Regions from separate parts of the Mus musculus genome. Here all the other regions are linked to region 4. A link is a loop called in an ENCODE intact Hi-C map of the cell type or tissue named here. Cell type or tissue: heart. All regions are shown on one strand. Each heading gives the region's core, and the rest is flanking DNA. Links, peaks and the distances in the headings are about the cores only. Region 1 has its middle 25 kb from the start of Tln2. Region 2 overlaps Tln2 (talin 2). Region 3 overlaps Tln2 (talin 2). Region 4 has its middle 65 kb from the start of Gm30936. Region 5 overlaps Tln2 (talin 2). Region 6 overlaps Tln2 (talin 2).

Region 1 (4,835 bases), core at 526-4,525, 45 kb after region 4:
TCAAAGCTTCATGCCAGACTCCATTTGCTTCTGGGGGATGAGCTTTGGGGTGGGAATAGCTGCTTGGTAGTAAGGAAGAAGGTGATTGGTAGAAGGCAGGACCATTTAGAAACTGCTATATGGCACCTTCTTTACTAGGACCTTGACTGCAGGGTCAAGAGCCCCAGTGTCCCCACATGGAGAGAAAATAAATAAGTAAAAGCTTAAATTGTGAAACTATCCATTATGATTGGGTCTCTTTAGTCATTTGGGAATCTTTAAACATTATTTTTATTTTTAGTTAAGTGTATGCTTGCCGGGTCTATGTATGGGCCTATGTATGTGTGAATACAGGTGTCCTTGAAAGAGGCTAGTGGTTGTGGATCCCTTGGAACTGGGGTTACAGGCTGTGGCGAGCCACTCAGTGTGGGTACTGGGAACTGAACAATCTTAGTCTTCTATAAGAGCAGCAAGTGTTCTTTACTGCTGAGGCCCCTCCTGAGTCCCTGTGTTGAAATTTTGCCAACTATGTTAAGTAGAGAAGAGTAGACCTTGCCTGTTGTAGAGGCAACCCTCCTGCCCCCCTTTCCTGTCTTCTTATCTAGAGGGGCAGGGCCAGAGTGCAGTTAATCTGTGTAGAATGAGCTGACAGCTGGGAGCTCCCAGCTTGTTCCAGCTGTTCCCAGGCATCAGGGTTTTTCTCTGCTGAGATGGTGTCCAGAGGTTGTCATAGAACTCAGGATGCCCAGCTAAACTTACATAAACTGATAAACAGTGAACTATCTTTGAATTATAAATATGTTCCAAATGTTGAGTGGGTCCTACTTACTGAGTGATTTATGAAATTCAAATCTAACTAGCTATATTGTACCTTCACTAACCAGACCTACATGGATCACTGGTGAATGCCAGGTATCAGTAAAAAGTTCAACGTTAGCTGGATGGACCTTGGAAGAGAATGGGTTTGATGGCAGATAGGGAGAGAGGTAACCTGATACTGTCAACTTATTATTTTTGTGGGGAAAAATATTGAAAACATAGATCCTAAATATGGGTTGGAAAATAACTGCAAAAACATCTGTTGCTCATGTCTTCAGATGTTTAAGTAGCTGCTAGTCAGATGGTAAGGGCATGATTGGAATCTGGAGAGTAACCGTTGAGACTACAGACTTCTTGGGTCTCAGAACATTGTATGGTACAGGGGTATGAGAGTAGCAATAGAAATAGAAATAGATGAGCTGGAGAGATGGCTCAGCGGTTAAGAACACTGACTACTCTTGCAGAGGTCCTGAGTTCAATTCCCAGTAACCACATGGTGGCTCACAACCATCTATAATGGGATCCGATGTCCTCTTCTGGTGTGTCTGAAGACAGCTACAGTGTACTCATATACATATATAAATAAATAAATAAATAAATAAATCAATCAATCAATCTTAAATAAAAAATAAAAAGAAACAGAAGTAGAAGCAGTTTATGTAGAGAAAGAAACACGGCTCTGCTGAGGCTGGAAGTGGGCTAGGGACCTGGGAAGACAGCCACTCAAAAGCACATGACATATGAGTTCTGGTCCTTTGTAGATCCTTTATGTAGTGCCCACCTCCTTCTGCAATAGCCTTCTTGCACACGCAGTTTGCCATGTGTATCCCAGCAGGGATGGGCTCTTGGTTTCTCTCTGCCGTTGTCCTTTCATAGGTTAATGTTGATGCTTCTTTTTTTTTACACTCACACCTGCCCTCTGTGACACAGTGATCTGAATATGGCACATGTGGAAGTCAGAGCTCTAGCACAGGGCCCTGTATTTCTGTGTAAGTGCCTTGGTACCTGACTGAGGCAGAGACCCAGGGAGGGAGGTTTGGATGGGCACACTGCTGTGGGTCTTTTTCTGTTGACCAAGAGTGCCAGCAGCTCGGCCGTGGCTTTATGGAATATGAATAATTGAAGCTTGATTCAAGTGCCCCGCCTCCTTGGTTAACAATAACTGTCCTGTCATTTGTTTTATTTATTTATTTTCTTATGATGATGTCTTTAGTCAGACTCCTATGTGAGAACTCACAGATGTCTATGTTGAGCGAGGCCGGCCAGGCTTGAGTCATCCCGTTTCCCGTGGCTTCCATGGGACTGTGTTCCTCTGACGCACTCACTCGCCTTTGGTTCAGGGCGCGAGGCTAATGTTCAGGCTTGGTTCTTTCTGCTGAGTGTTTTGGAAGCTAGAGAATGATATCCTGAGGGTTCTGCCAAGTCTGAGCACTCTCTTGGGAGGACGGTGGAAATCATCAGCTGTTGGATGCTTTTCTTCCCAGGCTGGGCCTGGCCTACAAGTCCTGACCCCCATGGCAGCTGGTGGGAGATATGAGTGGGTGTCTTGCCCAAAGGGCCTCCGTGGGTCAGAGCAGAGGGCTCCATGCCAAGTTCCCCCCAGAACAGAGACACATTACACTTTCTGTTAGGGTTTTGAAGACCTAACAATTTGTGGCTTGGTTTGGCCTTTTCTTTCCCCCAAGGGACTGTACAATTTAATGACTCAACTCTCATATACTCTGGATGTTCCCTTTCTACTGATGTTGGTTTATAGAGAAGTCCCAGCAAATGTTTGTACAAAAGGGGGAAAGAAGGGACACTTGGGACTCTTGAGAGTGGGCTTCAACTGCTGTCCCTATGTGTGGGCTGCTATACATTACTGCCCAGTGACTCTGGTGTCTAGGTTCACTGAGGGGTTAGCAGGCTGGGCTTGAATGAGGGATATCTGGGTGGCTGGTTCTTCATGACTGTGAGTCTGTAGACGGGTGCTCCGAAGGAAAATTTCATGACTCTGGGTGGGAATACTTACCTGAGGTAGATAAATAGGTGTGAGGTTTCTGGTGCATACCCCCTCCCACCACCACTTTCTTCTCAGCTTCCCTCTGACTTCACCTTGCTATTAGGAGTAGGAGAAACCACTGGCAAGGTGGAGGGTTCAACATTGAAGGTTTGGCTCAGTCCCTGGAAACTGGCTTCTCTCAGTCTGAGGACTGACTCAGAACAGCCTAGGAAGGCCCACATTCCCTGGGATTGAGGGGACATTCTTCCCAAGGCTCTGCCGTCTATGGCTGGCCATGTGAAACTAGCACTTTTCTTTCTGTCTAGGTCTATACACCAGGATGTGTACGTCCATTTAGTTGTGAAGGGCTGATGGCAAAGACCTGTTGAGATAATTGGTGTAGTGGTGTGTGTAAGTATGTTTATGTGAAGTTATATCTGTTATGAAGTACAAGGAGTTTGAGTAAAGGAAGGAGGAAAAGAACTTTACATTTTTATTTTTATTATTACTGTCATGTGTGTGTGGGTGGTGTGGGAGGGTGCAGGCCACAGTGCCTGTGTAGAGGTCAGAAGACAGCTCTGTGGAGTCGATCTCTCCTTTACATAGGTTCTGGGGGTTGACCTCAGGTTGTCAAGTTTGTGTGGCAGGTGCCTTGACCCACTGAGCTGTCTTGTCAACTCTCTTAAAGAAAAAAACCTTTTTAATTGAAATAGTAATGTTTGGGGAGCACTCTTTCTGGGGAGCACTCTTTCTGGGGAGTACTCTTTCTGGGGAGCACTCTTTCTGGGGAGTACTCTTTCTGGGGAGCACTTTCTGGGGAGCTCTCTTTCTGGAGTTACTGCTTTATTCACAGGATCAGAATCAGGAAGTGTGGGCTGGGAAGCCCTTACTGTGTGTGCCACTGCAGGCTGGGATTGACTGGGAGAGGAGAGACTACACCTTATGAGACAGTAGGTGTGTCCCCATATGAGCCAGCATGATGAAGACCTTGGAAAGCGGTTCATGGAGGTGCAGGTCCCACCAGGGACCTGAAGATATCAGATAGCCAATAGGAGAGGGGAGAGCCCAGAGGCATAAAGATGCAAAGATAGGAAGGTTCTTTGAGGTCAGACAGGCAGAGGTAGTTACAGATGTGCCTGCAGCTGTATAGGAGTGATTGATTCCTATTTTTATTTGCACCCCCAGTGTTGGTGGTGAGGTATCCCTGGATAAATTTAGAGTGGCCTGTACCTCTGGTCCCTACTCTGGTTCCTGCATGGCTATTGTACTAGAGCAACATTCTGAAAGGCTTCCAGCAGCCCATGGATGGCCACACTTCCCTTGGGTTCATAGGTGGCATTTGAGGGTCACTGGTTAACACCCCCATCGGACTGCTCTCTGTTATCTCTGGCTGCTGTGTGCTGGCCTTCCTCCTGGGCCTCTTCTCATAACTGCGTTTCCTAGCGCCCATCTGCAGAGTCCACCCCCTCTTCTATCTCACCTTTACTTTCTGGGTGAAGGGGTCTAGCTGGCTTTGTTCCTCCATATTAGGGAAGCAAACCCTTACCCACTGAAACCCACAGACCTCAAGTTCCATAAATATTCCATAAATACTGTATTCAGAATCTCTTGGGCACAGCCACCGGGAGATGCAGTAGCCCAGGTTTGTTTCTGTGGCTCCTCCCCTCGAAGCCCTAAATTAGTTGTAGTCCTCTCAAAAGGCCCAAACTCCTTTTGTCCTTTGTGTCTTTGTGGGAGTATACTTCTGTGCCACATAGGAGGAGGCCAGAGGATGATCTCAGGTCTTGTGTCTCAGATGTCATCCACCTGTCTTGTAGGGGAGACAGGGCCTCTCAATGGCCTTTGCCATTGAGCCCCAAGGATCTGTCTGTCTGTCTTCTCCTCTCCAGCACTTGAATTACATGTTTATGTTCCTGTGTCAGCTTTAAAAACCAACTCAAAACAAGCCAAGACCATTCAGATTTTATCTGGGCATGGAGAGACATGTGTTTAATCCCAGCTCTTAGGAAGTAGAGGCAGGTGGATTGTTAAGAGTACAGGGGCCAGTTATGTCAAC
Region 2 (4,835 bases), core at 529-4,528, 110 kb after region 4:
AAAATAAAACTTAAATACAGGGTCAGGGCCACCCACATCTGAGCAGCAGCAGTCAAGTCATGGTCCTGTGCTCTGCTGATTATTGTCTGGACTTCAATCTCAGCCTGCAAGGTGGTCTCACAAGTTGTTAGAACTGTGTTTGTTACATCTCTTTCTTGGAGACACCGCACCCCACCCCCACCCCTGGCTTTTCCTTCCCCAGCGTGAGACTCCTGTGGAAGTTCTCATGTCTTAGGGCTTATTGTTTCAATAGTCTGATAGACTATTACAGCACACAAATGCCTCTTTAGCATATTTTCATTTCTGCCAGGCCTGTTATAAATACGCAAGATGCTATTATTATTGTATAATTCATGGACACCAATGAGAGGAGAAATGAGAGGAGAAATGCTAGTTTAGAATCTTTGAGGAGTGAGACAAAGGGACAGATCTGTGTAAGAGCAACACATATGAAATTGAACTACTCTTAAGCTCCATTCCTAATCTATCAAGAGAAGGTGCCAAACAATGGAAGATCTAAGGCCAGTTTAATGCTAAGAGTTTATTTCTATTTATGATTTTGGGGGTGGGGGGGCAATCTTCTATGCAACAGATACCTGGCCCAAGTTTTATATATATACATAGGTGTACCTGGATCCTCTGCAAGAGTAGCTGGTGCTCTTAACTACCAATCTGTTTCTCTAGCTCCTCCCTAGTATAATTTTAAGCTCCTTTAAGGTAATTTTACTTTAGCTGTTTCTAACCATCCACTCAGTGTTATTTTAGGAAGTTCTAATTGTATTGTTTGTGAAGCTAGTTTATGTTCACTGCTGTAAAGGCATCCATTGTGTATACATTATATCTGATGATACACTCAGTGGAAACGTGTGCCTTGCATATACGAATACATTTATTATGACACAAGTGTCTTAAAATCATCAGGAAACTCCCTCCACTGTAGCAGTGAAATATAATTCTTATGTTGGAGTCTGCATGTCTATTTGGCGTTCCAGCTAAGGACTGTCTTGCTTTCTGGCTCATCTGGGCAGGAGTCAAAGCTTTTCTTTCTTCTTGTCTCTGAAGCATAGTTACCACGTATCTCATTGTTTGTCAGGTTTTATAAACTCTGTGACATGCACGTGTGCATGAGGTGTGCACGCTAGAAGATTCAGTGCAATGCTATTTATATAAAACGTGCGTAACCTTGGTGGTCTGCAGGCTGCCAAGGACTTTGTGAGCAGGGCGGAAGAGGACTCAAGCATGCTGCATTTGGGATTGTCATTTATTTTGTGTTTTACCTGCATTGTGTATATGGACGGATTTTTGTTTTATTATTTGTTTTCAAACATGTTTTCACGTCAGACTTGTGTGAATAAGAATTTGTAGTGAGTAGGTTATGAATTCTAAAATAATTTCACGGAATGCTTGGCATTGCTATGTCAAGCACCTGTAACTGTGCATGTGTTGCCTGCGTGCATGTGTGTGTGTGTGTGTGTGTGTGTGTGTATGCGTGCGTGTGTGTGTGTGTGTGTGTGTGTGTGTGTGTGTGTGTACCATGTTGGATGCCATGCCCCTTCCATACATGCCTTCATATTTCCTTTTAAAACAAGATCCCTGTGGAAAGGCTGAGAAGATAGCTTGACTGGCAATGTGCTTGCCATGCAAGGATGTGGATCTTTGTTTGATGCCCAGAGCTGACGTAAGAAGCTGAGTGCCATGACACATGCTTATAATCTCACCTCTGAGAGGCAGAGAGACAAAGCCCGAGAGAGACCTCTGTCTTCCACACTCCTGGCACACACACACACACACGTGCACACACACACACACACACACACACACACACACAGATCCTGGGCAGAGAGGGAGAGCCCTAGGGTGACGTGGTCCTGATTTTAAGGAGAAATTCTCAAATGCAGCTCATTTGAGAGTGACACCTCAGGTGATCTGATACAACTATCTCCTTTTGAAGATGAAGATGTGAATTTCAAGGTTATGGAAACTTGTCTGAGTGGAGTCTCTTCCTGCCTTTGTGTTTCAGCCTGTGTGAAATCCTTTCTTGATTGAGGATTGGGCAACACCCGGTTTTATTGGCAGGGCTGTCGCCCCCAGAGCGCTCTGCCCTCCACTCTGCAGAAGGCTTGGGTCCCTCCTTTCTGTTTTATGTGGATTTTTGGAGTTTTGTGTTGTTCTACATGAAGAATTCTGAACTTCACAGGAGATTTGTTTCGACTACAAATAAGACAAAAAATGTCTGGCAGACAAGGGAAGGAATTTACTCATTATCTCAGGCCCTTTGATTTTTGTCTTTGGGCACACGTTTGCTTCTGTACAGCTGCACAGCTGAGAGTCTCATCACATGGCTTTTCTTCCATGGCTGAAGCCCTGGTGTGTCTCTGCTTTAGGCATTGCTAGCCTTGGCCCATGCAGCTTAATTGGACAAAAGTTCTGGGAGGCTGGAGATAGGTCAAAGCCATACCCATGTGCCGGATGCCATGCAGGCTCCATGGCACCTGTGTCTCCCATCCCATTTTAATGGCAGAAAGACTTTATTTTTGTTTTGAAACAGTTTCCTTTAAGAGTTCATACAGGTTTTCTGTGCAATTACATTTCAAGCATATACATGATAGAGACTTGTGTTTTAATAAACTTTATCCCAAGCTTTAATGCAGAGTTGCAGGTTGAGTTTGAAGGGGGAAAGGGGCCATCCATGTAGCAGTATTTCTGTAAGTTTGATGTTAGTGTGATGATGTAGATTGGAAAACATTGCTGAGAGCCCCCTATTCCTTCTTGGTGAGGACACCTTCTCATTTTCTTCATTGAAGATGGGTGAATACAATTAATGAGTGCATACATTTCTTTTTACTTTTACGGTACAGATATATTTACTCTGTGTGTGTGTGTGAGTGTGTGTATGTGTGTGCACTCACTCATGTATTTATTTCCATGTGATACATGCCCTTGCCAAATCATGCATGGAGAAATGTGTAGCAAGTTCCTGTGAACTGGAACACTCATTTTTTGTCGGAAAAATCATGAAGATTCAGAAAGTAGCTGGATACGGTAATTTGCTCACTTTTAATCTCAGTATATGGGAGGCAGATGCAGGGGGATATCGGGAAGTTTCTGGTCAGCTTAGTTTACATGGTAAAGTACAAGCTAGCCAATAGGGTGAAAGCCTTTCTTCAAAACAAACCAAAACAACAAGCTCATTTAGTAAACAACTCACAAGTTTCAGGAAGTTCTTGAAGCTGACAAAGTCCTTCTTCTTTAAGGTTATATAGGCAGTAAATAAGAACTTCTGACGACAGAGGAACTCTGGCCTACTGAGCTGTTTGTAAGTCATGCTGAGTTCTCCATGGTTCCATATTTCACGAGTTATGTGGGGAGGGGGTGTTTGAAGATGCAGCTCCCTTTCAGTCATTCACGGACCTCACTCATACTCTTGTAAGTGACCTTAGTGAACTCACTGGTTCATTAGTTTTGTCTTTGATGGTGTCCTTACTTTGGTCTCTCATCAGTTCCCTATCCAGAGTGAACAGACATTTGTTTAGATCTCCTTGGAAATAGTTCACACAACAGGAGGTCAGAAGACAACTTCTAGAAGTCCGTTCTCTCCGTCTATCATGTGGATTCTAAGGATTGAAGTCAGGCTTTGTGGCAGGTGCCTTTACCAGCTGAGTTTGTACAGTTTCATGTGATGGTACAGTCTGAAGCCTGTCCGTTGAAAGCCCATCTTGCACCTCTGTAGCAGCCCTTCTCTCTCTGTCCCCTTTGAAGAAGCTGTCAATGTGGGAGCTTGAACACAGGGCTTCATTGTACCACCAGGTTACACTCTGAGCCCCATTTCATCTGTCAGTCTGTCTGTCTGTCCGTCTTTGGCTCACTCTTCTTCCTTTAGCCTGTCCTCTCTCCCTCCCATTCCCTCTTTTTATCAGATTATTCTGAACCACTGTTAATAGAAAATTGTAGGAAAGGTGGAAGTCTTTGCAATAAAATTGTAGGTTTCATGTCTTTACTCAAAAAAAAAAAAAAAAGACTGAGTTAAATAAGCAAAGCTATTTCTGCCTTTAAAAAAGGAAAGACTTGTTTGGGTCTTTGGTTCTTAATTTCCTTTTTCTTTTGTTATACATTTGAAAAAAGGTAAGGGGGGGAAGAGTACTGTTTTCTTAAGTATTTTATCATTTTTAAATGACATGTATTTGTGTGTGCACACAGAGGTACATATACATACATAGTGTGTGTGTGTGTGTGTGTGTGTGTGTGTGTTTGTGTGTGTGCTCGCCCATGAGTTCGCTGTCCTTGGAGGCCAGAAGAGGGCAGTTTTGAGCCACTTTTTGTTGGTACTGTGACCATGATTATGTGCTGAGTGTGGTTTCTTCGTTTATGTGCTGAGTGTGGTGGTTTGAATTAGGAATGTCTCCCACACAGGTTCAGATCTTTGGACACTTGGTTGTCATTTGGCAGTGCAGTTAGGGCAGGTTTAGGAGGTACAGCTTTGCTGAGGGAAGTGTGTCATTAGGGGAGGGCTGTTAGAGATTAGAGCCTTGTCCCCTTCAATCTCGCTCTCTGCTTCATGCTGTGGTTCGAGCTCTCAGCCTGCTCCTGCTCTCATACCTGGCTGCTGCCATACCTTCCTACCAAGATGGACTCTCATCCCTCTGGAACCATCAACAAACTCTTCCTTCTGCAAGTCGCTTTGTGTCATGGTTTTTGTCACAGCAACAGGAAAGTAACTGATGCACCAGGCGAAGCAGTCTATCACTGGGCCTTTTTTAAACTTTTATTTTAATTTAGCATCTCACTAGATTGTTCACATTGGCCTTGAAACCACTCCGCAGTCTAGGCAGACCTTT
Region 3 (4,835 bases), core at 445-4,444, 79 kb after region 4:
TGAACACCCACCCTAGCCACTGCATTCCAGCTGCATGTGCAGTGCTGTGTGAACACCCACCCTAGTCACTGCATTCCAGCTGCATGTGTAGTGCTGTGTGAGCACCATAGCCACTGCATTCCAGCTGCATGTGCAGTGCTGTGTGAATACCCACCCTAGTCACTGCATTCCAGCTGCATGTGCAGTGCTGTGTGAACACCCACCCTAGCCACTGCATTCCAGCTGCATGTGCAGTGCTGTGTGAATACCCACCTTAGTCACTGCATTCCAGCTGCATGTGCAGTGCTGTGTGAACACCCGCCATAGTCACTGCATTCCAGCTGCATGTGTAGTGCTGTGTGAGCACTATAGTCACTGCATTCCAGCTGCATGTGCAGTGCTGTGTGAGCACCATAATTGCTGCATTCCAGCAGCTTGTACAGTGCTGTATGAACACCCGCCATAGCCACTGCATTCCAGCTGCATGTGTAGTGCTGTGTGAGCACCATAGTCACTGCATTCCAGCTGCATGTGCAGTGCTGTGTGAACACAATACTTTGCTGGCTTTGTTTCTTGTCTGCACAAGGCCAGATGCTCACTTTTCCTGCTCATTCACAAACCCTACAGCAGACCCAGGGTTGTTCATAAAAAAGGTGCAGTGCAGTCACACAGGTACTATGACTAAGTACCCAAATGCTCTTCATTCCAGCTAGTCTGGGTATTCTGATCTGTTCGATTATTTTGTCAGGAATGATATGTCCAGTGTGATGTGTAGTCAGAATTCTGTCATGTGGGAGCCTGAGATGCAAGTTTCTCTCCATTTACAACCCAATAAATCAAAAACAAAGAAACAAACAGACTCAGGAAATGAATAAGTTGGACAACCTTGTCCTTCCTTACAGAAATTTCATGCCCAGTTATGAATGTTCTTAACTCTGTTTGCTTTATGTGAGGAGTAAAAATACTCTTTAGCTGACATCAAGACTAAATTATGTAATGCCTTCATGAGCCTTTGAGTCTGAGAAAGGGCCTTTATAAATAATGTTACTCTTTGTGATAAAGTTGGAATCTATTAAATAGGTTATATAGTAAGACCCTGATTCCATTCTACTATAACTCTACCAGAGTGTGGTATAAGACATACTGTTTTTATACCAGTAAATGTGTTCCCAGTCACCCAGTCTCACATTCCTGATTAACTTTGTTTGTTTTGAAACAGGGTCTTTCCTTGTTGTCTTGGAACTCTATGTAGACTGGGCTAGCCTTGATCCTCCTGCCTCTGCCTCCCAAATGCTGGAATCAAAGGCTTGTGCCACTACACTGGCTGGACCTTGTGGTTATAGTTTTAACCTTCTCTAACTCCTTCTTTCTTTTGTTTAGTACTGCAACTAACTTCTTTAAAATGATGCTTTTTAAAGCCTGAGATGGTTACGTCTGTAGAATTTCATTCAGGGTCAGAAGAATAGTTTTTAAAATTTCCTGTTAAAAATATAAAGTGTTCCAAGATACGGTGGTACATGCCTTTCATTCTAACACTCAAGAGGTAGAGGCAGGTGGATCTCTGTGAGTTCAAAGCCAGATGGGTGAGTTCCAGGCCAACCAGGGCTACATAGTAAGACACTCCAAAACCAAACCCCAACAAAATATAAAATGTACATCTTTAACCAGGAGGACTTTCAGTAGCATAGAAGATTACTAATATTAAAACCATCTAAGCCGGGCATGGTGGTGCACGCCTTTAATCACAGCACTTGGGAGGCAGAGGCAGGAGGATTTCTGAGTTTGAGGCCAGCCTGGTCTACCGAGTGAGTTCCAGGGCAGTCAGGGCTACACAGAGAAACCCTGTCTCGAAAAAACCAAAAGGAAAAAAAAAAAAGTTATTTTCAAAACGAAATGTGAAAAGTCTAAAATTGTTAGCAGTTTTGGTGTGTGTGTGTGTGTGTGTGTGTGTGTGTGTGTGTGTGTGTGTGTGCGCGCGCGCGCGCCCACGCATTTTAATTGCATATGTGTATGCATGCCCTTCCTAAAAAGTTATCTAGCCAGAAACCTGGGGCCAAGAAGCTTTTTGTGGTCTTGTGGTTCAGCCTCCTAGACTTGCCCAGCCCTTTCCTGCAAGCTCTGCTCCCCTGAGGTTTGGTGGTCTTTGCTTCTGAGAGATGCTTGCATACTAACTAGGCTCAGACCTGGGAGGGGAAGTAAGTTGAGTGTGAAGCTTCTCCTGTCCTTACCCACAGAGGCCTGGCCTTCTCTCTGTGTGGCCCAGTTTTCCTCCCTCCATTCTGCCTTGGGGAGACACTCCTGCAAATGCTTGCTGTGCCCTTGCTGGTCTCTAACATTTGCTGGAAGCACATTTCTCCAAGGCATTGTCAGACTGCATTGCTCCTCCGCAGGCCTCTGTGACAGATCCCATATTTAACAGGAATGATGACACTCCAGGGGATGAGCCTCCTTGGCCTGACTAACCCCCAGCAGGCTGCTTCCTGCCTTGTTCCCTGTGCTCTCTCTGGTCCATCCTTGTTATCAATATCCTTAGAATAGACCAGAACTATTCCTAGCTCAAGTTCTGGCTTATTCATGCCATTTTCTTTAAAAGTGGTGCTACCTTCTCTGGATTGCTCTCCTGGGGGACTCTGCTGTGGGCCTGTGGGCCTGGGCTTTAAAGTGAATGGAAAGCTGGGCTGTCAGAAATAATGGTTTCTCTTTTCTTCTAGGGTTGCCTTGACCTCCCTCTGTAGGAGCTGTTTCTTGCCAGATGTTAGTAGAACAAAGAAGTGGGCGTTCCAAATAGGCTCCGCCCTAACAAGCCCTGTTGACAAAAGCCTCCAGGCTTTGGCAAGGTCTTATTTGTGCTACAGCATAGTAGTCAGGACAGAAGCTGTCCCACCCAGATGTTGTGTTCCATGGAACTATTTCTGTGATAAAAATACCCTCCCTTCTCCGAGCAGAAGCAATGACTTCAGTATCTCCTGCTGAGTAGCCGAGCAAGCCCAGCACCCCTGAGCTGCATTTGGCACTGTGTCCTTTGGCCAGCTGTGTGGCTCCCAAGAGACAAGTGTAGTTGTATGGAGAAGATGTGAGGGAGAGAATGACCTGGGGGAGGGAGGGAGGACGTGATCTTTAAGCAGCTGCTGAACTCTGAGCTAGCTTGAGCCTAATAACAGTGAGCCCCAGGTCCCCTGACCTCAAGCGCTATCACTTAGGGGCCATTTACTTTATTTAAACATAAGTCTTATTTTTTTTTATTTTGTGAATGTTCACACGCATACCTCACGGTTCATTGTAGAGGTCAGAGGATAACTTTCCTCTGTTCCCTTGTTGGATCCAGAAATCAAACTCAGGTTGGCTGGCCTGCCCCGCATGTTCTTTCACACACTGAGCCATCGCACCAGCACCGCTAGCTTATTTTTTTTGAGATGGGGGTCACTTCTCTGGGACCTGGGGCTCAGTGTTATTAGGTTATTCTAGTTGGCCAGCAGGCCTCAGGATCCTCTTGTCTATGTCACCATGCTTGGCCTTTACTTGGCCTTGAGGTCCTCTTGTGTGCACAGCAAGACTTTTACCAAATGAGCCGTCTCCCCACACCACACTTCATTTTTATTTCTAAAAAGAAAGATCTCAGGGTTCTAGAAGCAAAACATGTAAAACAGGGGAAACAAGCAAACCCAGCCCACACAGAGCACATTCATCTCGGGAGCTAATTTTCTGTACAGAGCTTGGGGTCCAGGAGTCTCATCTTTTTCTAGTGGTGTCTCATGGAGGGATGCTATGATCAACAGGTGAGGTCCAGGCTCCATTATCCCATCTATCAGGATGAAACCTTAAATCCCTCGATGGGAGCGTGCTAAGCAGCTCCCCATTACTGTAACAAAATACCCCTGGAAGTTAACTCCTCAGGAGGCAGCTTCATTATGTTTCCTTGTTTCCTGGTTTTAAATCCCTGGTTGCTTGGCTCTGTTGACTGTGGGTCTTTGATGGCATAGTACATTGTGGTTGGAGCATTGTTGCAGCTGGGAAGCAAAAGGACACAGAGACAGAGTTCAGGTCCCAACATTCTCTTCAAGGATACTCTTCCAGTGACCCCAGTTCCTTCCACTAGGCTCTACACTTTAGTTCTGCCACCTCCTTGTGCTACAGACTGTGTCTTAATTTGGGTTTTACTGTTGTGAAGAGACACCATGACCAAGGAAACTCTTATATAAAAAAGAACAGTAAATTGGGGCTGGCTCACAGGTTCAAAGGTTCAGTACATTATCATAAAAGCATGGCGTCGTCCAGGCACATGTGGGGCTGGAGGAGCTGAGATTTCTACATCTTCATCTAAAGGCAGACAGGAAAAATTGGCTTCCAGGCAGCTAGGATGAGGGTCTTAAAGCCCATTCTTTAAGTGACACACCTATTCCAAGGCCACACCCACTCCAACAAGGCCACACCTCCTAATAGTGCTTCTCCCTGGGCCAAGTATATACAAACTACTGTAGACTGGGAACCGAGCCTCCAATACAGGGGCCTGTTAAGGGGCATGCTTACAAAACACAGACACCTCTGTTTCCTCTCTGCTGTGACAGATGACTGTAAACTATAGTACCAATATAGCATCTTCTAGTCCTGCAGACATCTGATATGCATCTCTCTGGGCTAGAATTAGAGTATTGGTGGGGGGTCGGTCCTGTTTCTTCCAGAGATGCCAGGAGAGAATGGAGCCATTTGTCGTCTTTAGTTTCTAGAGCCACCCATGTCCCCAGCACCCCTTCCTCTGTCTTCACATCTCCTTGTGCCATCTCTTCTGCTCAATCACATTTCCCCTTGTGCATGGGAAAGGCCTTTGTCATGCCCTGTGCATATGGATTTAGGATGCC
Region 4 (4,835 bases), core at 601-4,600:
GGAATGTGTTAGCTTTTCTCCTTGGTGTCTTAATCAAACAGCTTCACAGTAGAGAGGTCCTGTCAGCACTTGGGGTCTTCATCATTGGAAGAGATTTCGGGAAGGACCAAAGACACCTAATGGGGGAGGTGTCTGGGGAGAGGAGAGACTTTTGTGAAGGAGATGTAGCCCCTGACGTCAGCAGTTGCCCATATGCTTCATTAAGTGCCACAGTGTGAAAGTTACCCTTTCAATGGTTGTACCTTCCTTGTTCCTCTCTGTGGGGATCTTGTGCAGAAAGTGAGAAGGAAGGGTGGCTATGGCCATTGGCTGTGAGAAGGCCAGTACACGTGTGCATGCAGGAATGCTTTTCTTCCTTTTAATTTGAACCCTAGAAGAGTGGAAAAGTCCCAGATAACAGTTGACCAAAATTAGAATAGCCAATGTTGGTGAGAATTAGCTGATGAACCCTCCCTCCCCACTCCCTCTTTAAATCACATTGACTTTTCTGGGCTTAGCTCAGAGGTGGCACACTGAATCCCAGAAACGGAGAGTTCTTAGCCACTGTCTACCCCGTACCTTTGTACACCTTTTCATTTATGTAGGAAGTTCTAAGGGATCCTGCGGGTCTCTCTCAGTTTTGGCTTTGTGTTTCAGACTTTGTATCTCCAAGGGAGAAGTAAAAAATTCCAAACTCCATCCCCACGAGTAGTTTATTCAGTACATTGTAGGCTACATGCACGTTTAAAATCCACCTTGCCCAGGTTTGTTTGCCAACATTGTTCCCTAGAGGGCATTTTAAATTTATTTATTTTTATGTGCATGTGCCTGCCACCTGTGTGCAGAGGCCAGAAGAGGGGGTTGGATCCCATGGTAACTGGAGTTGTAGGTGGTTGTGAACCACAACGTGGATGCTGGCAACCAAATCCATATCCTCTGCAAAAGCTGTAAGTGCCTTTACCCAAGGAGCTGGTCTGGATGTGTGCTGCATATATATTTTGCACAGCTTTTAGATGTGATGCAATGAAAGTTAACTTAAAGGAGCTTTTAAAAAGTTTTTAAAAATCATATTATGGATTTCTGAGTTCGAGGCCAGCCTGGTCTACAAAGTGAGTTTCAGGACAGCCAGGGCTATACAGAGAAACCCTGTCTCGAAAAAACAAAAAAACAAAAAAAAAAAATCATATTCATCTGTCTGTCTGCCTGCCTGCCTGCCTGCCTGCCTGCCTGCCTGTCTGTCTATCTATCTATCTATTTGTGTGTATGTACGAGCGCAGGTGGGTCGGGAAAAGCCATAGGCACCTTATTTAGAGGTCAGAGGAGTCAGGTTTTCCACTATGTGGCTCCCTGGGATTGAATTCAGGTCATTAGGCTTTGTGGCCAGTGCCCTTTACCAACCATCTGTGTCATCTCGTCAACTCCAGAGATGCTTTATTTCAGGCCTTCTAATATTTAATCTCAATGGTACTACCTTAATACTTAGTGAATTCTGTGTGCCTCTTTCACCAGATATTATTAACCAGGTTTTACTCTCTCTTGCCTGGTTCTTACTGTCGTAGCTTCATAGCTTGATCAAAGTGCCTGATTTTTTTTCCCCCTTAGTAAAATTTTGTAACTTCAAAAGGGCTAGAAAAGTGCCTTTGTGAGTTGGAAAGTTGCCTATCAGTTTACCAGGCCATGTGACAGGTGGTGTGTGCTTGCTGCATTCCCAGGCTCTTAGGATGGTGTCTGGGACTTGTGATCTGTGACATTCTTGCTCCAGAATTTTTGAGTCCGACTATTTTCTTGGGGATTTGGGTTGGTGTTTGACTAGCAGGAAGTACTAAAACCGGTTAAATCATTCAAAAACAATTTTTATTAGGTACAAAAAAATGTTTAAAGGCAAGAAGAAAAACATAACAAGGAGGCTGGCATTCTAGAATTATAGTTTAACAAACCCAACTGGTGCCTTTTTAATTACAGTATTTACCCCATCTAGAACTTTGTAATCCTATTGCTTTTATATTTAATAACAAGACTAGCTAAAACATAAGCCAAACACAACTATTACAAATAATGGGGATAAGTGGTGGGTTTAACCAGATGTTCTCCCTGAAGTTGAACTCTCCCAAACGCCTCTGCTGCTCCCCTTCCCAATAAACAGGCAGCACTCACAAGGTAAGGCAGTCGAGGGTAAAGCAGAAGTGAAAGGCACTGGGAGCCTCTGACTTCCTGGCACTTGCCATCTCCTGAAGATGGACAAGCTGAATACAAGAGTCACATGGTCCTTAGAACCTTTCTTCACGGGTTGCCCTGAGCTATGAATTAAGACCAGGCTCTTTTGCAGCCCATTTCACAGTGCATTTTCAAAGTCAGCGTCAGCGTCAGCCCTCTACATTTTGTTTCGCTCTTAACCAACAGTTCCAACTGACACTGTTCCAAAGCCTCGAGCAGCTTGCAAGCGTTCGCGTTGTCTTTTGACTCTTCCACGGTAGACTTTAACTAATGGAATCTTCTGTGTCTTCCATTCATTTGTCCTGCAGAAGCTCTTGGGGGCTTATCTTGCTGCTCTGATAAGTAACCCTGCCCTCACCCCACACGTTTCATCCCTAGAGGGCAGTGCTCTTGTTTTTGTGTTTATCTAGTAGATAAGGTGTGTGAGTGTGGAGGGGGGGTGGGGTAGTGGGGGGAGGGGAAGTGTGATTGACCCGGTTTTGGAACCCAGACCTACCAAAGGATGCACAAAGGGAGTACTGGCAACTCCCACAACAGAAGCAGAAGGTGGGCAGGAGAGGTGTGGCTCAAAGGTTAAGAGCACTGGCTGCTCTTGCTGAGGCTCTGCTCCTAGCACCCATGTGGCAGCTCATAACTATCTGTAATTCTGTTTCTGGTAGATATGACTCCATTCTTCTGGCCATTGCAGGTACCAGATATGCACACATACACATGCTGGCAAAAAAAAAAAAAAAAAAAAAAAAAAAACAAACAAACAAATCAAATCAAACCAAAGCCAAAACTCATATACATATATGAAAAATAAATCAAGTACAGAGCCTTACTTTATTATTTATTATTTATTTATTTAGAAGACTCCCATTCCTGTCCTCCATCCTCTGTACCCAGTTTTGATTCCTGAACATCCTCAACCTCCATGACCCTTGCCCTTGCTCTCATTTTGCTGAGTACCCAGCCCTTGATTAGACCCGCCCTCTGCTTTGCTTTCACTGTTCTACCCCCCCCCCCACCCCCCACAGTAATGAGCCTGGGTGGCGAAGCCACTGGGCCATCTGCACTGCTGTGCTCTTGATGTATGACTGAATCCCAGCGGGCCTCCTGACGCCGCAGACCCACTGTGCTTTAGTGTGAGGTTGCTGTCAGCCGGTGACTTGGTTTCCCTGATTCCTGCACTGAAGCAGTTGACTGACTACTGAGGAGTCCACGTCCTCCCTGGAGTTCATGCTCTCTGCACTTCTGCAGCTGTCCCTTCCCCTCCACATCATCAGAGTCCCTCGCTGATGGATTATCTTCACAGGAGATGCTCTGACATCTTCATCTTAGGCAAAAAAGGCATCCCTTGACTTTGTGTCTTAGCCATTCATCTCCCATTTCTTTGCTTTCCCTTCTTAGCAGACACTAGGAGAAAAACTACTTTTATTTTATGTTCTGTGTATGAGTGTTTTATCTACATGTATGTCTGAGCACTATTTGTGTGCCTTGTGCCTTCAGAGGCCAGAAGGGGAACTGGAGTTATATAGGTGGTTGTGATCTACCAAGTGGGTACTGGAAACTGAACCTGGGTCCTCTGTAAGAGCAAAATGTGCTTGCTCTTAAGCCATCTCTCCAGCCCTTCAGCAAAGCATTTTTTTTTGAAAGAGTTGTCATGTTCTGTTTTATTTTTATTTATTTATTTGTTTGTTTATTTATTATCTCCTCTGCACTCACATATTTTTATTTTTTAAATAGGAACTCACTATATATTCCTTGGCTGGCCTCAAATTTGCTGTATAAACCAGGCTGGCTTTGAACTTAGAGAGACTTACCTACCTCTGTCTCCTAAGTGCTGGGATCAAAGGCATGAGCCTCCCCACTCATTTTGTTCTCCCAGTGTACTCTGGCTTCGCCCTACCCCTTGTGGTCAAACTCTTCTCAAGGGAACTGAGAGAGCTCAGGGGCTTTTGTAGAGGAAGCAAACTTGGTTCTTAGCACCTACAGCTTACCACCTGTAACTCAGTTTCAGGTCGTCCGTTAATGTCTTCTGGACACCATGAGAACCTGTACTCAAGGTGCACAAACCACACACACATGCACAATTAAAAAACAAACAAACAAATCTTTAAAACAAAAACTCCAAAGAAACCTTTTTGTTGCTGTTATTGTTTGAGATGTGGTTTCTCTGTGTAGCTCTAGCTGTCCTGGAACTTGCTCTATAGACCAGGCTGTGCTCGAACGCAAAGAGATCCACCTGCCTCTGCCTCTGCCTCTGGCTCTGGAGTCAAAGGTGTGTGCCACCACATGGGGCTCAAAGAAACATTTCCTAAGGTATCAGCAGCATTTGAAGAGTGAGTCCAGGGGTGCTCTCTCAGTATCTGCAGCCTCTCTACGTAATTTAGTCAGCTGATTGCCTCCTGTCTGGAACATTCTCTACACCAACTGAATCTGCCCCTGGCTGCTCTGACTCCAGCATTCTTGTTTGATTTATTCTTTCTGGCTTCTGGAAGCCGGAAATGTGGTTTCACAAAATACTTCTTTTTGGAGTCTGCAGTAATCTCAGATCCTGAGGGTCACAGTGGTATCCTTTCTTATGCCTTAGGCTTTTTTCTTTTCTTGAATCCATGTCACTTTGACATTGCATGAGATCTTACCTGGTCTTTGGCATG
Region 5 (4,835 bases), core at 315-4,314, 200 kb after region 4:
AATATGCCTTTATTGACATGTTTTGATAGACTGGCTATTTGCTTAATCAAGTCGAGAATCACTTGGGAGACAGGCCTCTGGCCACCTTTATCGGGAAGTTATCTTAATTGCATTAATTAACATGGGAAGGCCTGTCCACTGTGGGTGGCACCATTCCCTTGTTGGGATCCTAGACTATATAAATAGAGAAAGGGAATATGCATTCACCACTTTCTGCTTCCTTGTTGTTGATGCCATGTAAGCAGATGCTTCAAGCTCCTGGCTCCTGTTGCCTTGATTTCCCTGGGATGATAGGTTGTACCTTGAACTCTGAGCCAGAATAAACCATTTTTCTTTGAAGCTGTTTTTGCCAGTGTTTTAGAAGTGGAGACAGATGAGCTTTCTTTTCATCCATGTGTATATCTGCATGCGTGCAGAAAGTAATTTAGACTTTTTAGTATCTTGGGCAGGAACAAAACAGTGGTAAACATCCTGGAACACAAGCATCCATCCTTATCTCTAAATATAGAATAAGACCTGTCTTGAAATAACCAGTCAAGAATGAAACCACATTTACAACTCTTAAAGAATATGGTCATATTGACTGCCAAAAAGCTCATGCTTGCTCAAGAGGGAGGGAGGTATTCATTACCCTGTCTTTCTTGTCAGTGTGGTAGTGTTCAGACCCCTACTGTCTGCATGGAAAATGTCTTCTCGAGTTTACATTTGGAAGATCTGACTGAAGTTGACCTTTGGTCTGTTTATTTTATTTTTTTTAACATTTCCACCGATACTATTAAAGTTTTTTTTGGATTCCTTGTTTTATATTAGGGTATTTGTCATAGTTTCTTGCGGAGTTCTTCCTTTTCTTCTTGACTTCATCTTTCTGATAGTAACCTTGAGCCAGAGTCTATAAAAATGTTTCTAGAGTCCATTGCTTATCTTCTGTCTTCATTTGCATTGGTTTTACCTTAGGTAAATTTTAAAGAAATGTATTTATTATAGTCATTGTTTGTGTCTGAATGTTATGTATACATGCACTTGACATAGGGTGCATGGTGGGGGGCAGGCTTGTGGAGCTGGCTCCTTCCTTTCTTTTTTAGTGGGTTTGGGGATCAAACTGAAGTTTATATGTTTGTCATTAATGCCTTTAATCCCCGAGCCATCTTAAAGGCCATTTCCACTTTTGTGTTGCAGTGTCTCTGACTTCCCTTCTTGCGCTTTGTGGTTGTTGTTTTGTGACAGGGGTTCACTGTCTATCTCTTATTAACCTGGAACTCAATCTGTAGACCAGGCTGGCCTTGAACTCACAGAGATCTCCCTGCCCCTGCCTCTGCCTTTGCTTCCTGAGTGCTGGGATCGAAGACATCACCACTGTGCCTGTCTTCTGCATTGTTTTTATTTACAAAGTTCTTCTTCAGAATGGCTCATCACATATCCACACCTATGAATATTAGTCCTCCTCCAGGCGCTGTGCCTTCCCTAGATAAATGTGCCCCTGGCAAGTAAGAACTTGGGTTTCTTCTAACTTTATAAGTGGCTTTTACTATGTGACAATCAATTTTACACCTCTACAATGCCTTTATTCTTCATCGTATTCTTTTCTGTTGCACATATTTCCTGATGGTCTATGACTCATTCCTGCAGCACTGCACGCTTATCCCTGGCTTTCCTTGCTGATGGGTAACTCCCTGGGGATCGTGGATGGAGCTTCTGTTAGCTCATGTGGACATTTGTTTTGTTGCTGTTCTTGTTGTTGTTGGTTCTTAACATCATGGTATTTACCCGCTCCTAAAAATCCTTTTGCTTTTTTAAAAATCTAGTCTGAGATTTTGTTGTTGTTGTTGTCTTCTCCTTTTCTTAGAAAGCACTTAATAAACGTCACTTTAAAAAAAAATCGGCACAGGCCTGGAGAGATGGCTTAGCAGTTAAGAATGCTTGCTGCATAATCATGAGGGCTGGATTCCATCACTCAACACTAATAAGCTGTAGGGTGCACATCTGTACCTCTTCCCCTTCCAAAGCAGCCAGAAATAGCCGGACGCGCTGGTTTCCAGCCGAGCTGAGATTTAGGAGGAGACCCTGCCTCTGAATGAGCGGGTATAAGGCAGTAGAAGGAGGACCTGCCACATGAATTCAAATCCACCCATTCGTGTACATACACCAACCATCTGTTCACACACATAGCTAAATTAACAAATAAATGATTTAGATTTAAAATAATAATGATGGAGGAAAAAAAAAAGCCAGCACAGCCTCCTGAATTCAGCCTGTGGCTAGTGCGATCTGTGCCATCTAGACCAGCTCTGCAGAGCAGTAGGTGTTTCCTGAATGCAGGTGTCTTCCCATGCGATTTTCCTCACTGCTCTGAAAAGGATGATCTGACCACCCCAGACGCCACGCCTCTAAAAAGTCACCGTCAGGGCTGAGACTGAGTGTGGGGCTCCAATGCTCAGACAACTTGGACTGCCCATTGAAAATCCCGTGCACAGCATTATCAGGCCTGGGTCAGCTGCTTTATTTTTAGCCCAGTGCTTTATGCATTTTGAGACAATCATAAAGCAGCTGCAGTGTCTGAGCCGGAGGCTTAAGTTAGCTGAGCCAACTGGGTGCCAACACCATTGGATGTGGGTGAGTTCAAAGTTCTAGTAGCGGGTGACCAGGGCTGAACCCGGAACCCTGTCTTGGGTTCTTCCTCTCGGTGATCTTCTTCTGGGCTTTTTGGTCTGGCTAGGAAATGTTGGTGGCTTCCCTTCCTGATCTGGTATGCTATGACACACACTTGCCATTGAGAAGGACCGTAGGGTTATGAAGAACTATGCTCAGACTTGAAGAAAGGAGGCTTGAGTGTAGCAGAAGCAGGGCGGCGTGCCTCTGCTTTCCCATGCCATGCTCTGGCAAGCGTGCCCTGTGCTGACCATCGAACCCATCAGAGGCTGTCTCACATGGCTGCATCCCAGCTTCAACCCTGGGACTCCCCAGTCAGAAGCTTCTGTAGCTTGTGCTAATCCTTTTACAGTGTCTGCTGTGGCGAGTGGTTCTCCAGGGGTGTTGCCACTCTCAAGGTTTTTTGTTTGCTTGGTTGGTTTTTGTTTGTTTCTTTTTTGAACTCATACATTTAGTTGCTTATATGAGAGAGGTGTTGGAGAAACTGACACAAAGGAACCACTTAGTGTTGAGAAGCAACATTCTCCATAGCATGGAAAGTGTGAGACCAAGAGCAGAGTTCTCTGTATTCAGGCAGAGTTCTTTCTGAGAAATAACTGTGGTAGCGGCCCAGTGTCTTTGCAGTCATCCTTTAGGAGAGTATAAGATAGACTTTTGGCCCGTTGAGTCAGCCAGGTCCAATCAGAGACTGAAAAACACTTTACAGTATTATATTGAATTTGCAACTTAGTCTGGATTTTTCTCTCATCTTCCTTCATCTCACTTTATTTGGATGGTTTGGTGTATATTGTGTGTGCTATTATTGTTATTATTATGTGTGTCTTTGGGGGAGGGGGTGATAGTACACCTGTATGACCAAATGCATGTGTATACATATGTGTGGAGGGCAGAGATCAGTATTGGGATTTGTTCTTCAGGAGCCAGGCGCCTCATCTTTTGAGACAACGACTACTACTACTACTTCTTTCTTCTTTCTTCTTTCTTCTTCTTTCTTCTTTCTTCTTTCTTCTTTCTTCTTTCTTTCTTCTTCCTCTTTCTTCTTTCTTTCTTTCTTTCTTTCTTTCTTTCTTTCTTTCTCCTCCTCCTCCTCCTCCTCCTCCCCCTCCTCCTCCTCCTTCTTCTTTCTTCTTTCTTCTTTCTTCTTTCTTCTTTCTTCTTTCTTCTTCTTCTTGTTTCTGGGACTCACTGAGTAGTCTAGTCTGGCTGACCATTCATCCCCAGGAATCTGCATATTCCCCACCTCCCCAGCTCTGGGATACAAGCACACACCATGATGTGCTCCTTTTGTTTGTGTGGCAAGCACTTCATCAACTAAGCTGTCACCCATCCATCTTCTAAGTTCTAACAGAAACATGTCCAAATTCGCTGAGTGTTTCCTAGCATAAACTTTAAGATGTTATGTTTATTCCACCCCCTTCCCATTCTGTACCTTTCCCACAGCCTTTCTAGCTAGCAAAGGCTGCCCACAGATTCATATACCTGTTATAGGCAAAAAACTGTGCAACTCCTAAAGGACCCTTCATGGAAACTCCTGGTCAAAGGGCCAGGCTATGGAGGCTGTGAGCTGGGTGTTTGGTGAAAGGCGCTCACATATACTGAAGAAGTGTTGAAGGAGGGGCTGAGTTTGTATGGAAACCCTGGGTGCTGACTCTGTGTTATTTGCTCTGACTCAGGCGTAGAGTGGCCTGCATCTATCTCCCTCCATCTCTGGAGGAACTGCAGAGGGGAACCAGCCACGTGAGGCAAGTCTCCCATGAGTTCCTTCTTGCAAATGCTTTTTGATTCTCTGATGATGCCCAGAAAATATGTAGATGTTAAAGGTTTTTTTCTGAAAGTTCCTGCTGTTTTTAGAGTGGAACATTGGGCTGAAGGTGTAGAAAAACCTTTCCTGGCTTTGTATGTACGGAAGAAAGTTCTAGTAAGGAGCAAGCCCAGTGCACATAACATTCCCTCTCCGAAAGGGCCTTGTGGCTCCACAGCAGACTCATGACGTAAAGAATGGTTTCTAGGATTGAAGAGTTGAGTTCTTAATTTTTGTACAATGGCTCAGGGAAAGCACATTAGCATTTAGCTGTGGCCTTTGCTGTGTTCAGGTTTTTGGCTCTCGGTTTGGATTAATGAGTGTGGCTTGGGTGCCAGAATGTCCTGTTTTTTAACTGAGCAAAGCAATGAATCTGGATTTAAAAAGA
Region 6 (4,835 bases), core at 350-4,349, 280 kb after region 4:
ATACCATTTACTCTAGAATTATAGGGACAGGATGTGTCACACAGACTAAACCATGATTGTACGTGTGAAAGAGAAATGTACACTTTCGTCCATAGAGGTATCTATGTCTCCTTTCTGTCTCTGTACTTGTGGTTCTAAGACCACATTACCCATTCATGACCTGAGGTTCAGGTCACATGTTCATGCATGGTATAGGCTGGGTGCCAGTCATAGCTTCCTGGAAGTCATTTCTATACCAGGATTTCCCTTCACTATGTAGAATTCACTGCAGACCATATAACACACCCCACTGACCCCTGCTTTTGTCCCATCCCGAGTCCTTTCCAGATCTCCATGCTATCATTGTGCTGACCTTGCATTTTATATCGTACAGCCAATTCGCCTAGGCAGATAAGTCTTAGGGATTTTGTCTCTATTAGATTTCGCTGCTGTTGGTAGGCTTTAGTATCTTTAAGTACTTGATTGACTTTGCTCAGAAGTATTGCTTTGTGGGGGCTGGGGGCTGGGAAGACAGTTCAGTCAGTGATGAACTTGCCACCAGAGCACGAAGACCTGAGTTGGATCTCCAGTGTTTATGTTTACAGCTGTGCATAAATAGCTGTGCAACCATAGTTGTAGTATGGTATTTGTAAAGTCAGGGCTGGGAAGACAGAGACAGGGGCATCCCCTGGGACTCACAGCCCAGCCGAGTTGGCAAACATCTGGTCAGTGAACGAATCTGTCTCAAAACAAAAAAAAATCAAGGTGGACAGCTTCTGAGGAATGGCACCTGAGCTCGCTCATGGGCTCCATATTCAAGTGCACACCCAAAAAGCACCCAAAGTGCACCCACATGGAGAATGATGGAGCGATGCTCTGGATTCCCAGGAGGCGTGTGACTTGCCCTGGCAGTTTCCTGAAGCTCTGCTTCCTGCCTCTTCCTCTGATGGATTGTTACCACTGTGGTCAGGTGCAGGCCCTGCCTCCTGTTTGCTTCTCTATGGCCATGCTAGGAGGCAGGTACAGAGACAAGGTGGGATGTTCCAGAAGGTGGGGTATGTAGAGGGGACGGTGGGGTAGGACAGTCCTTCCCAGCCTCCCTCCTGCAGCCGTGGCGCCACCTGGCACGACGGGATTTCCGCTCTGTTTTCCTGGGTCTTGAGTCCCATGGCGAAGCTTCTCTTGGGTTCTCAATGTACTGCGTGTTCCCAGAGCTGACAAGGATTTATTTCACACAGGCTCCATAATAGTGGGCTTATTGAGAGGCTTGACAAAGACTGGCCAGCCAGCAGCTATAACTGCAGTATCCCGTTCTTTTCCTGACTGTATTTGGACAAAATTAATAAAAAGAGAATTTCTTTCAGTGACTCGAACAAAGTCCTTTGTGACCATTGGGGTTGTGGGTGACCCAGTCTTGGTCCCTGTGTGAAGGAATGTCCTGGTCAGCTTCAGAAAGTTATGTTTAAAAATCTTGTTAGTAATTTGTGACATCCAAGTTGCTTTTAACCTGAATTCAGAGGCAAATGTCCAAGATGTGTGGGGGCGGTAAGGGGCAGCATGCTGGGAACGACTAGCAGGCATGCATGCAGCAGTCAAGCGCCCCTTGACTTCTGAAGGCTTCGCGTTGTTTCACAGCCTTTTCTTGGACACTCAAGTACTGTCCTAGACCCATGAAAGGCCGCAGTAAATGGTCACTTTGGTTGTGTATCTGTAGCTCTGTGTGTGTTTGTGGTGTGTGTGTGTGTGTGTGTGTGTCCATGCCGACCACTTCACCACTGCATGCATGTGGAGAGACAACTTGGGGAGTCCATTCTCTTCTCTAACCATGAGGGCTCCAGGAAACAAGCTGTAGTCATGACACCTAACGGTCAGTGTCTTTTCCCCAAGCAGCCATCTCCCCAGCCCCCAAAACAGCTTCTTTAGCTTATTTGCCACTTTTTAGACCTGCCTGCATCAAACGTATTCTTCACTCCTGCAAACTACACAGGCTGGACACGCTTTCCAATATATTTTCTCATAGCATCTCTCATTGTAAAGAGCTGATGGGTAGCCTTGATGTTTAGAACCAAGCCTGCTTTTTTATATTATCTGATGAATAACCGAAGACTTCTGACCACATTTCCTCTGGAGAAAAGTCTTGACATGCTTGCTCAAAGTAACAATGGCTTGGATGTCAGGGAAGGCATGTCTAAGTCAAATAAGGTGCTCCCGGTATTTGCAGTGCTGAAGTAAATTGAAGTGTAAAAGTGGTTCTTCTTCAGGTCAAACAGATGGGTGACAGATCTGGTGGTCCAGACCAAAGGACTGTCCCTCCTGCAGGGAGAACACCTCTCATAAGCTGAACTTTAAACTCTCGAAGTCCTAGCAGCTGTAGTTAGACATGGTTTTTGTGTTGATACAGGGTTTCATGTCATCTAAGCTGTCCTATCCTGTCCCACCTCCCAAGTGCTGGGATTACTGGCAGGCATCACCATAACTAGTTCATAGGCATGGTACCCAGGGCTTCATTCATACCTGCTGGGCAAGCACCAACTGAGGCATATCCCTGCTCCTCAGCATCTCGCCGTAGTAAATGTATGAAGGTTCTCTGCTACTTTGCATAATCCAATCCCTATGCAGAAGGTTCTGTATGCTAAGGATATGTTCAGAGTAGTCTTAGACTTTCCCGCTGTGGGAACTGATGCCAGGAATTTGTGTGTGTCCTACGTTGCCCTCTGGAGGCAGAGGGACCGCTGACTTTTGGATCATAACTTGGATGCTCGTACAAGCTAGGCATCCAAAAGATTGATTCTCAATTTATTCTCGGGTATGATGATTCAGAGGCCATGATTTAATGCCTACATATTGCAGTACTGGTGGCATCTGAGTGTCTCTTCAGCTTCTCCTGATGTCACACATCCATCAAACATACAAGAGTCGAGGATCAGTGTGAGAACATGAATGTGAATGACCAGTTACACCCTTCCTGTTTCCTCCGTTTCATTTTTTTTTTATTTTGGTGCTTTCTTTGTGTGTGGTATTTGGAGGATCTATATGTGTGCTTATATGTGTCTGCATGTGTTTGTTTGGTAGGCATGCACATAAGCGTGCACGTGTGCACCAGAGTTCAATATCAAATGTCTCTGTCACTTTGCATCACACTTTTGGAGACAGCATCTGTCTCCAGATCAGAAGCCAGGCTGGATGACCACTGAGCTCTAATGACCTCCCTGTCTCTGGCCTGACATGTGCAATTTGCCAGTGGTTTTTGGGGGTTTTGTTGTTGTTGTTTTGTTTTGTTTTTTAATGTGCTGGGGATCCAGCCTCAGGTCCTGCTGTTTGCTCTTTATTGACTGGGCCATCTCCCCAGCCCTGACCTGTTTTATGTTGAAACCTGTGTTACTCAGTGTCTTCAGGGACACATTTTGTTATCAAGATACAATTTCCTTCCCTCAGTTTCTTGCAAGGATAGATCATCCATTCAAAAAATAAAGGGGAAAAAAATCAAGGTAAATGAAGGTAAAAAACCAAATGGAATTTTAATAGGAACGTTGGGTGCACTTCACACAGTTTCAGCGTTCAAAGGGTGATCATAAATAACTTCGGTTCCTTTCTCTTAGGATGTTTTAATGAGTCTAGCTAAGGCTGTTGCCAATGCTGCTGCCATGTTAGTACTGAAGGCGAAGAATGTGGCCCAGGTGGCTGAAGACACCGTCCTACAGAACAGGGTGATCGCCGCAGCCACCCAGTGTGCCCTCTCTACCTCGCAGCTTGTGGCGTGTGCTAAGGTAAGCCAGCTGGCATGCCACCCTCCCTACAGTGCCATACCCTGTCACCTGCCACCAGTCGTCAAGGAGCCTGAGCTCTACAGCTTGCTTCAGGTGTCTTCTTTTGGGAAACAGGAGTAGAAATTTTTGTTTTGGTTGATTGGTTGCTTGGTTGGGTTTTGGGACTTTCATTGTTGTTATTTATTTATTTATTTATTTATTTATCTATCTATTTATTGCAAGGGGGTGGAGGTGGAGACAAGGTCTTACTATGTATCTTGGTTCTCCTGGAACTATTGAGAGGCTAGGCTGGCCTTGAGCTCAGAGAAATCTGTCTGTTTTTCTCTCCCAAGTACTCTAATCAGCCATGACAGGACCTTAGTAGAAGCTCTCTAATTCTGCTCTTATTGTTGGCTCATCTATTGTTAGATGCAAATTGCTGTGCCTCCCTTTGGGCCTCTCAATGCAACATATTTCCAGTGCTTGAAAGAGTCTTTGCACGCCTTTAATCCCAGCCCAGCATTCTGAAGGCAGAGGCAAGCAGATCTCTGAGTTTGAAGCCAGCCTGGTCTGCTAATCAAGTTCCAGGATAGCTAGAACTACACAGAGAAACTCTGTCTTAGGGGGATGGGGGAAGCAAAAAGCAAAAAAGAAGAGGCTTTGCAATTCATGGCACAGGGTTGTAAGGGGCTCATACTGAACCCACAGCTTCTCAGGGAGGCCCATTCATCTTGTGAATGGCTCCAGGGTGTGTTCATTGTGTCAGAATCACCTGGTTGGGGCTTCCCAGCAGTCCTGCACACTGCACGCCATCAGCCTTCATTTACTGAGGAGAAAGCTGAGGTGACTCAGTGTTAATGAGCTGCTTTCAGCCATGGAAATAAAGCAGCGGAATTTGGTTCTGACATAGACCTGTCTGATCCCAAGCGCCCTTCTACGCCATCATGCGTGTGTGCTTCTCTGAGGATGGGGGGCTTCTGCTCCTGGGCTTCCATCTCCAGCTTTGTAGATCAGTGGTTGAAGGACTGGCATTCCCCTCCACCACACACCCCAAACTGCTCCCCAAACTCCCCTGATAGGATTTGGAGCATCCAGAGGCATCCTTAGCCA

Evidence for each region. Peaks named below come from ENCODE experiments on the same cell type or tissue, not always from the same donor. Only the 100,000 strongest peaks of a DNase experiment are listed, where the experiment ranks them.
Region 1: a loop joins it to region 4, with 2.5 times the contacts of the local background. A loop is called at or near these places in 6 of 42 quality-filtered maps.
Region 2: a loop joins it to region 4, with 2.7 times the contacts of the local background. A loop is called at or near these places in 2 of 42 quality-filtered maps.
Region 3: a loop joins it to region 4, with 2.4 times the contacts of the local background. A loop is called at or near these places in 2 of 42 quality-filtered maps.
Region 5: a loop joins it to region 4, with 3 times the contacts of the local background. A loop is called at or near these places in 5 of 42 quality-filtered maps.
Region 6: a loop joins it to region 4, with 1.9 times the contacts of the local background. A loop is called at or near these places in 2 of 42 quality-filtered maps.

Annotation. Positions count from the first base shown.
Region 1 is chr9:67,582,438-67,587,272 of GRCm38, reverse strand. It overlaps a transcript of Tln2 not described here. Among named protein-coding and RNA genes, the nearest start is that of Tln2, 25 kb to the right of the region's middle. In heart, for the core only: no CTCF peak of the experiment used is centred there; DNase peaks (open chromatin) are centred at 622 and 2,192; H3K27ac peaks cover 1,616 bases.
Region 2 is chr9:67,515,090-67,519,924 of GRCm38, reverse strand. The region is part of intron 1 of Tln2 (talin 2); the gene reads left to right. Among named protein-coding and RNA genes, the nearest start is that of Tln2, 42 kb to the left of the region's middle. In heart, for the core only: no CTCF peak of the experiment used is centred there; no DNase peak of the experiment used is centred there.
Region 3 is chr9:67,547,570-67,552,404 of GRCm38, reverse strand. The region is part of intron 1 of Tln2 (talin 2); the gene reads left to right. Among named protein-coding and RNA genes, the nearest start is that of Tln2, 9.7 kb to the left of the region's middle. In heart, for the core only: no CTCF peak of the experiment used is centred there; DNase peaks (open chromatin) are centred at 2,394 and 2,884; H3K27ac peaks cover 1,071 bases.
Region 4 is chr9:67,627,194-67,632,028 of GRCm38, reverse strand. It overlaps a transcript of Tln2 not described here. Among named protein-coding and RNA genes, the nearest start is that of Gm30936, 65 kb to the left of the region's middle. In heart, for the core only: a CTCF peak has its summit at 2,535; no DNase peak of the experiment used is centred there; H3K4me3 peaks cover 875 bases; H3K27ac peaks cover 270 bases; H3K27me3 peaks cover 1,666 bases.
Region 5 is chr9:67,426,537-67,431,371 of GRCm38, reverse strand. All of the region lies in intron 2 of Tln2 (talin 2), which reads left to right. Among named protein-coding and RNA genes, the nearest start is that of Tln2, 130 kb to the left of the region's middle. In heart, for the core only: no CTCF peak of the experiment used is centred there; a DNase peak (open chromatin) is centred at 2,491; H3K4me3 peaks cover 1,704 bases; H3K27ac peaks cover 2,384 bases.
Region 6 is chr9:67,347,033-67,351,867 of GRCm38, reverse strand. Tln2 (talin 2) reads left to right here. Exons shown (of 58, transcript NM_001081242.2): 19 at 3,579-3,746. Among named protein-coding and RNA genes, the nearest start is that of Mir190a, 110 kb to the right of the region's middle. In heart, for the core only: a CTCF peak has its summit at 2,726 (motif pointing left); no DNase peak of the experiment used is centred there.